Linked DNA regions of Homo sapiens: all the other regions are linked to region 3. The links are chromatin contacts, found by Hi-C or POLR2A ChIA-PET in ENCODE. All regions are on one chromosome and are shown on one strand. The core of a region is the stretch at or near the end of the contact, and the rest is flanking DNA. Distances in the headings are between cores, read along the strand shown. Region 1 holds the start of PIK3AP1 (phosphoinositide-3-kinase adaptor protein 1). Region 2 has its middle 44 kb from the start of PIK3AP1. Region 3 holds the start of TLL2 (tolloid like 2).

The links. A loop is a pair of places that touch in the nucleus more often than their neighbours do. ChIA-PET counts read pairs that join two places held with the same protein, here RNA polymerase II (POLR2A). Pooled maps may share reads with other maps.
Region 1: a loop to region 3 is called in a map of naive thymus-derived CD4-positive, alpha-beta T cell, with 3 times the contacts of the local background. The contact joins the promoter of PIK3AP1 here to the promoter of TLL2 in region 3. A Hi-C loop is called at or near these places in 1 of 168 maps with a recorded cell type or tissue (naive thymus-derived CD4-positive, alpha-beta T cell) and 9 of 50 pooled maps. POLR2A ChIA-PET finds 5 or more read pairs at or near these places in 2 of 52 experiments (HepG2 and activated CD8-positive, alpha-beta memory T cell).
Region 2: a loop to region 3 is called in a map of IMR-90, with 21 times the contacts of the local background. The contact joins the enhancer-like site here to the promoter of TLL2 in region 3. A Hi-C loop is called at or near these places in 1 of 168 maps with a recorded cell type or tissue (IMR-90), 2 of 37 single-sample maps with no recorded cell type and 1 of 50 pooled maps. POLR2A ChIA-PET finds 5 or more read pairs at or near these places in 2 of 52 experiments (CD4-positive, alpha-beta T cell and GM12878).

What each region holds. Positions count from the first base shown.
Region 1 is chr10:96,719,223-96,722,016 of GRCh38, forward strand. It overlaps PIK3AP1 (phosphoinositide-3-kinase adaptor protein 1), which reads right to left and starts at 1,292. Exons shown (of 17, transcript NM_152309.3): 1 at 1,160-1,292. The coding sequence starts at 1,172. RefSeq lists enhancers at 814-923, 1,774-1,883 and silencers at 1,054-1,303, 1,354-1,653.
Region 2 is chr10:96,763,057-96,765,756 of GRCh38, forward strand. No RefSeq gene overlaps it. Among named protein-coding and RNA genes, the nearest start is that of PIK3AP1, 44 kb to the left of the region's middle. Within about 2 kb of position 1,420, at least 3 of the 41 ENCODE cell types and tissues checked have a DNase peak (open chromatin) inside an H3K27ac peak, as active enhancers do.
Region 3 is chr10:96,512,143-96,515,189 of GRCh38, forward strand. TLL2 (tolloid like 2) reads right to left here and starts at 1,784. Exons shown (of 21, transcript NM_012465.4): 1 at 1,369-1,784. The coding sequence starts at 1,543. RefSeq lists enhancers at 1-375, 1,565-1,634.

The DNA of each region.
Region 1 (2,794 bases), core at 42-2,541, 210 kb after region 3:
AATCACTCCTGGCCTTTTCTACCTCTGCTTCCGAAGCACCCTTACCAGACCCTCAGAGGATCTGGGGAGAGCTGGCTCTTCATTCCAGTGTTTGCTCACCTCCTGTAAGAACAGTGCCTTCTCCTGGCCACCTAGATTTTCTTTTTCAAGGGGCACCTGCAACCTGTTTTCACAGGTTATCCCTACTAAAACATCATAAAGTGGGCTGGGAAAATACAAGTAAACCCATTTGTAAACACTGTAACTCTACCTCCTCTCATCTAGTAATTCCTTGTTTACTTATTGCTTTCCTCTACAGGACCATAAACTCCTGGAGAGCAGAGACTAGGTGTTTCCTGCCCACCATGGAGAACATATTAGGTGCACAGTATCCATTGGAGTGCAATAGTAAGGACTCATTAATTGTCTCCGTTATCATCATTATGTGGCTTGTCCTGGATCTCCGTCAGTGAGCGACTTGCCAAGTGTGTACACCCATGAACCAGAAGGCAACCCAAGACCAGCCAGAAAAGACGCTTGGCACCCTTTGATGAGTACATTTACCCAGTGACCGCCAACTCTCCCCATTCCCCAAAGTTCTGCAAAGGACGCAGGAAAAGTAAAGTTCAAGGAATAGTGTTCCTAGATCCCTAGCAAAGTTCTAGACCCAAAACACAAAGCCTGGGAGGGGTGGAGGAACGGGGCTTGGGGAACTGTCCCAAGGGCCTCCCCGGCTGATCTCTCCGCACCACCTAGGACTGCCTGAGCGCCCCCTGTGGGTCCACGGAGCCCAGGAGACGCGTTTGGCCCTGTAGACCATCCACATCGCCCGCCCTCCGCTTCTCTCAACTCGCCTCTCGCTTCAGAGTCGGAGGGACAGGGGAAGCGACGCTCAGACACTCCTAGGGCCAGAGGTGGAGGGAGCGAAGGAGACCCTGAAGAAGTGGGAGGGGGTCGGGCCAGGCAGGGGCTGAAGAGAATCGCGCCACAGGCTGGGACGGGAAACGTGGGAAAGTTGGAGTGGGAAGTTTGCGACAGGGAACATAGAAAAGAGCAGAAAGAGGGCAAGATCCCCGCACAGAGGACGCAAACAGAAGCAAGCGGGGGAGCGCGCCTCAAGGGATGCGGGGTACGAGAGAGGGGCCGGGAGCCCGGGGACCCGCGGCGCCTGCCTACCCACCTGAGGCTGCCATGCCGCGGGGCGCCGCTCACATCCCTGGCTCGCTGCGTGCCCGGGGCCGGGACCGGGGCCGGCGGCGTCCTGGCTCGGGCTGGAGGGGCGCCGGGCTCCGCGCGGGACCGGCCGCCGCTCTGGCGCTTCCTCCCTCAGGGCAGCCCGGCCTCGCCACGAGGGCGTGTCCACAGAGTCCGCCCCGCCTGCGGGACTCGGCCCGCGGCACCTGCACCCGCGGCCGTTGGGGAGGGGAAGTGAGAACCCCATGCCGGCCGCCGGCCAGCTCCCCCCACGGCCCCCTGCTCAGGGGCAGCGAGAAGGCGGGGGCTTCGCGCCACGTGCGCCCCACTCCTCGGGAAACCAGCCCTGATCTGCCACCAAAGGGCAGCCCGAGGTGGAGGGGGTGTGGGGAGGAGGCGGAGGGGGAGAGTGTGGGGCTGCCAGGCCTCTGGGAGACAGGGCGGGGGTGTGTGTGTGTGTGAGCACCAGCTGTCCAAGCCACCTCCTCATCGCCTGGGGCTTTGTCCCTAAGCCCCTGCTGCCCCAGCAGGAAAGGGGAGGGGACAGGAAGGGGAAGAGGAGGAGGGCTGGGCACCTGGCCCTGGGTGCTCGGCGTTGCCCTTGAGTGCCCTCCTGTGATCTTTCTGCCGTTCCTTGGATCTGGTCTCCTGATGGCACATGAACATTAATTATAATGTCACATGATAAATGTCTAATAGAGTTTCTCTGCCATTCATTTCCTGTGTTCCTGTCTGCTGGGCGCTGCGTTTAGCACCTTACACACATTATCGCATTGCATCCTCACAGCAACCTTCTGAGGTAGCACCTATCACTGTCTTTACATTGGAGCCAAAGAAACAAGCCAAATACCTTGCTCAGGCTTCCACAGAGAACAAAAGCTCCCGGAGGTTCAGTACCAAGCCAGTCTGCTTCCAGAGCTAGAACTCTTGCTTAACCCTTGCCTTCACCTGCCCTCTTCTTGGACTCCTCCCTTTGCCTGCTGCCGAAATTCAACTGAATAGCACATCCCCTTGGAGTTCTCAACAATCCAGGGGCCAGAAGATGGACCCAGAGAGCAGAGATGAGGCAAGGTTAGGGCTGAAGTCCAGGTGGAAATAAAATGAAATGGATTTAAGAACGGGAATATCAGGATGAGGCCGTGCATTCATTTTCTTCTGTTGCCATAATAAATTACTACAAATTTAGTGGCTTAAAACAACACCAACTTATCATTTTACAGTTCTGTAGCTCAGAAGTGTGACATGAGTCTCCATCGGCTAAAATCAAGGTGGTGGCTGGGCTGGGTTTCTTTCTGCCAAATAGAAGGGAATCAATTTCCTTGGCTCTTTCAGCTTCTAGAAGCCATCCACATTCCTTGGCTCATGGCCTCCTTGTTCTATCTTCAAAGCCAGATGGCCCTGCTTCTGTCATCATATCCCTTTCTCTGACTCTCTTCTGTCTCCCTCTTCCAGTTTTAAGGATCCTAGTGGCCGGGCGCGGTGGCTCACGCCTGTAATCCCAGCACTTTGGGAGGCCGAGGCGGGCGGATCACGAGGTCAGGAGATCGAGACCATCCCAGCTAAAACGGTGAAACCCCGTCGCTACTAAAAATACAAAAAATTAGCCGGGCGTAGTGGCGGG
Region 2 (2,700 bases), core at 170-2,669, 250 kb after region 3:
TTAATAAGAGCATTTGCTGATTCTTTATCATATCTGCTGCAGCTATTTCCTCTAATCTCTTCCTTTCCGTATTTATAGATTTTGTATATACTCTTATTTTTTACCATGTCCTAGCAGCTCAATTTTTCCTGTATTATTTATTGGTTTATGCTAGAAGGTAGTAGAAAATAGTTAGAAATGTATGAATTCAAATTCTAACACTCTTATTCCTGCTCTGCCACTCTGGGTGACTGAGCAAATTACATAACCTCTCTAAGCCTTCTTCCCATCTGTAAAAACCTGATATCACTAATAATGGCACTGAGCACACAATGTCTTATAAGGATTAAATGAGATAATGCAGGCCGGGCGCGGTGGCTCACGCCTGTAATCCCAGCACTTTGGGAGGCTGAGGCGGGTGGATCACGAGGTCAGGAGATTGAGACCATCCTGGCTAACATGGTGAAACCTCGTCTCTACTAAAAATACAAAAAATTAGCTGGGCGTGGTGGTGGGCGCCTGTAATACCAGCTACTCAGGAGGCTGAGGCAGGAGAATGGCGTGAACCCGGGAGGAGGAGGTTGCAGTGAGCTGAGACTGCGCCACTGCACTCCAGCCTGGGCAACAGAGCGAGACTCTGTCTCAAAAAAAAAAAAAAAAAAAAGAGATAATGCATAAAGTGCACCTGGCACATAGCAACTCATAAAAGTAGTTACATCATTGTATTATTACTGTTATTCTTTTATTTGTTCAATAATTAGAAAAATGATTGTTTACCATAGCTGTGATAAATGACTGACTTGCTTTTTTACTGGTAGCTTTGTTTTTCATCTCCTTCATCCCTATGCAGCTCTGTTTTTTTTTTTTTTTTTTTTTTTTTTTTAGGAGTCTGGCTCTGTCTCTCTGTCTCCCAGGCTGGAGTGCAGTGGTATGATCTCGGCTCACTGCAACCTCCGCCTCCCAGGTTCAAGTGATTCTCATGCGCCACCACACCCAGCTAATCTTTGTATTTTCTGTAGAGACGGGGTTTCGCCATGATGGCCAAGCTGGTCTCAAACTCCTGACCTCAGGTGATCCACCCGCCTCAGCCTCCCAAAGTGCTGGGATTACAGGTGTGAGCCACTGGGATTACAGGAGGCAGCTGGCCTCCTATGCAGCTCATTTTGATGTATAATGGGTACATCTGAAGCAAGAGAGGGAGATGGAGTCCAAGCACCAGAGCTCACTCATCAGGGATTCTCATGGGGGCAGTTATGAGGGAAATGGGGAACATTCTCATGGGAGGAGAAAGGCTTATAAATTAAGCCGGAGAAGTTCATTAATAAATAGGCTGTCCACATTAACACCTGTCAATAAACAGGATTCGAAATGGCAGGTGAGGAGCTACAGAGGGTACTGCATCTGGAAACCTGGTGGGCAATGGCTCAGAGTCTGAGGGCTGAAATGAGGAAGTGCGGTATCAGCATGGAGCAAGCCAAGCCCACGGGAGCAGTGAAATGGGCCAATACTTAATCAGTATGCACCACAGTCTCACCATACAGTGAGACCCAGAAAGACATTTGTTCTGCTAGAATGCACATTTCTGTTATGGGAATCAGCTCACTGCAGAAGTAAAATTATAGCCATCATCAGGGAAGGAAGAAGCGCTCAGCTCAGCTGCTACACTAATTGCATGAGCCCTTTCAGCTGTATTTTAGGAAAATGGCAATGAGCACACACACCCAGGGCCCTTTTCCCCAGCTCTCAGCCAGGTTGCACTGCTTCCTGGATCCACCTGACTAGCACTCAGAGCCCACCACCATCTGCACTCTTTCAACACTTGCCAGACCAGCTCTAATTAAAGTGTTGCCAGCATGTTCCCACTCTATCACATTGAACATTTTAAATATCTACTGTGACAGTCTCCAGCCACACTGAGGCAGTCTGGGCAGTCCAAGTTATCTCCTTATGTGCAAACCACTATTTTTATTAGCATTCTGGTTACAGATTTCCACAGATTACGAGTGATCTGCCTCTAACCCTATTTTCCCCATAAGCCCTATTACTCTTACTGCTTGATTTTGCCGAACACAAGGTTCTTGAGGAATGCCTAAGTGTTGGGTGCTCCACGCACTGCCTTGGATCCTCTTGGCCACACCTCGATTCCTGCTATTATTTGAGGACACAATTCTATGCAGGCTTCAACTCACCTCCTGTGGCCCTGCCTCACCTCAAGCATGCGCTGTACATCTTCCCCTGACCCCGCAAGGTTCTCCGATGCTGTGGTGCGACGTGCCTGCGGGAGCACCCCGGCACTCGCTGATGTGAAACCTACAAGCGCAAGGGCGTTACAACCTTCAAGATGACCCTCTGTCAATGCTAGATGGGAGTTCATGGGGGAACACTTACAACTTCTGCCTTTCATCCATTGGGTGGTCAGTTTGAGGCACTATCTGTATACAACTCCTCAGAAGTTGCTGTTGGGATGGAAGCCCCCGTGCCCACTGCAGTCACCAATGTGACTGGCTTGGTTTTCCTTCTTCCCTGGTCAGTTTCCTTAGTCTCCACCCCTGCTCCCTGGTATCACCACTGTCCACAGTAAACTACACACACAGTTCCTTGTACCAGGCTTGTCTTCCCAGGGGAATAAGACAGCATGTGCTGCATTAAAATGGAAACACCTTTACTTACTTTTACGTACTGTTAATCAACAGTCACTGCCCAGTTCTTCCAAGTGGCCTT
Region 3 (3,047 bases), core at 534-3,033:
TCAAGACTAGTTTGATCTCAAACCTTCACAAGATTCTCAAGTCTCACAAACTCCTCCTGCCTCCTAGTAACCTGGTCTTCCCCAGACTTTACCCAGTTCTGACCCTCCCAACCCCCAGCCTAGACCCGAGCCACTGCAGTGATAGAAACAATAAAAAATAACGACAATGCCATCATTTCACTTGCAGAGAATTTTCCCACAAATCACCTGAGTCCTCCTATAATTACTGCCACCAATTTAGAGATGAGTAACCTGGAACTGATAGAGGTTTCCAGGGCGTGAAGGGGCAACCACTGGCCCACAGGCCCCGCAGAGACCTGGCCGGCCACAGCCCCGGGAAGGAGCACCTGCCTCGCCGAGGGTGGAGGTCGCGCTCTTCCCTCCCCATTCTTCTCTGCCGACCGCCAAGTGAAACGGGGCCCCACAAAGCCGGAGATAAACACCACTACTCGCGGGACACTGGCCATGGGCCAGGAGCGTCTGTGCGAGCCTCTGAGCCCAGCATCTCCCTGGGAGCGTGAGCGTGAGCACCCCTCTGTCCGTGCTGGAACTGCCCCACACTCATCAGCTTGCTGGAACATGCGCTTGGCCCTTCGGAGGCTAACGCTTCAACGACTCCAGCTCGGAAGCCGCTCCCCTCAGGACTCACGAGCCGATCAGTGGCCCCGAGGAAGCGGGAGCTGCAGCGCCCGGGCGGCGATTGCGCCCGAAAGGCCCGTACGTCCTGGGGCGCCGCTTCCTGGAGGGATTAGAGCACCTGCCGGCTTCCATCTCCGCCCGCCCAGAGCGACCCTCAGGCCGGTACCGCTACAGGGAAGTTTCCGGCTATTCGAGTCTTGCTCATTCTCCCTCGGCGACCCCTTTCCTTTTGCCCGCTGTGACGCTTTTCTTTTTAAAATCTCCCAAGAGTAACCACAGATCTTGGGAAACTTTGCGCGAAACTTAAAAATGCTGTGAAATCGGAGCCAGGAACTCCATCTGAGCCTCGGAGCGCCGCGCCCAGTCCAGCTCTTCTGCTCCGGCCCGGAGCGTCTGGCGGTGGCCAGTGCTGCCCACTCGCTGTCAGGCGGCCCTGGCACCCACCCCGGCCCCTGGGCGCCCTCTCGGCCTCTGGCACCCGCTCTGATTCGCTTTGGGAACGCGCCAGCTGTCGCCCCCCGGTGCGCACCGCAAACCTGGGGCCGGGACATCCCAGCCTCGGAGTGGTTTTTAAGCAATTCCTCGGAGGCATTGTCTTCCGGGGGAGCCGGGGATCTCAGGGGAGGGGAGGGGAGACCCGCCCCATAGACGGTAGTGCAGGCTTGCCCACCACCTCATTTGCATTTCAAAGGCAAACTTCTGCGGGACTTCCCCAGCGGCGGCACCTACCGGCTTTGCAAGGGTCGTGGTAATGCTCCAGCTGCTGCTCCGTGCCCTCCTCGCCGTCCAGCTCTGAGTAGTCTGCGGTGGCGTCCGGGCGCTCCCCGAGTCCCCCGGCGCCGCGAGGCAGCGGCAGCAGCAGCAGCAGTGACACCAGGGCCCCAAGTGCAGTCGCCCGGGGCATGGTGGCGCGGGGCCGGCTGGGGCAGAGGGAGTTGCGTGCACGAAAGCTCAGCTCGGCCGAAAGACGGCGCACACTGGGTCGGTCGGCTCCGGCCGGGACTCGGTGGTTACACAGGGCTGCTGGGCATGGCTCAGGCGCGGAGCAAGCGGAGCGCGGCGCCCCCTGTCTTCGTCGAGGCAACCGGGAAGCAGCCGCTCGGAGCTACTTGCCCGGCGGCCGAGGCTGCGGCGGCTGCGAGTGTGGCGGTGGCGGCGGTGGTTGGAGCAGTGGCCGCTCCGCCCCTCTCCACCAGGGCTGGACCACACAGCCTTCGCCCGGGGCCCTAAGCAGCCAATCACTCGGGCGCCCGAGGCGAGGCCCCTCCTCTTCCCGGCACCTTCGCAACTTCGGAGGCAGGCGAGCGAGGTGAAGATGCTGGAGCCAAAGGCCGGGGCCAGCTCCGCACCCACCCAGCCTAAGGCGCCTGCCCGGGGCGCCACCTCGGCCTCTGGCTCCCGAGAATGCTGCTCCTGAAGATCGGGACTGGGCTTCTCGCCTTGTTTTATTTCCATAACTCACTTTACAACTCCCCGATGCACACGTGGCCAGAGTGGTTAGAACTCGGAGCGCTGGACCAGGAGCCCTGTGTACGGATTCATGTCACTACCAACTGGCTATGTGCATTCGGGCAGCTGCTTCTTTGCAGGGATGAGTGAATGTCTCTCAGGTCCCTCTCAGCAAAGAAAAAAAAATCGAGGATTTCGATTCTCTCAGCTCTCTCCACATTCCCTAGTCGAGCCATGAAGGGCGCTTGCTGGCGGCAACTAACCTAACCTAGTGGCCGGCGATAGGTAATGAAAAAAGATTTAAGTCCACAGATTTCCCCTCTCGGTGACCCTATCTTTCAGTAAAACCGTCTAAGATGCTTCACACAGTCAAAAAGACACAAATGAACAGCTGTACGTGCTACTTGTGTTAAATTACAGACATGTTTTTATTAAATAAGCCACTCACCGTTAACTTGATGGAATAAAAATGACCAATTTCTGAAGTCTGTTTTTTTTTTGCCAATTAAAAACATATGCCCAAATAATGACACTAATCAAGAGCTATTTGAAACCCACTTCTATTTTGTACCTAAAATGTAAAAATTCTCAGAACTGAGCCATTTTGATTTAGAGATATAAAAAGTATTATTACTGTGAGGCTTTTCAAAGATCTTTTTATGCAAGTAAAATGGCCCTGTCAACTATAACACACAAATGTGTATGTGTAGAAATGTTTTGCATCATGCCCAGTAGAATCTTTTTTCAATTTAAACTGCAAGCAGAAAAATGGACAACTTTCCTTTTGGATTTCCACATGGTTTCACATACATCAATGACAAAATAGTCAACAGGGAGCCCAGAGCTGGGCTTCACATCAAACTCTGAATTTCTTGCACTTATGGTCATCTGTCTTCTCATCTATCAACTGGGATAACAAGTCCTTCACACAAGTAAAGGGCTAAAAGTTAACTATTGGA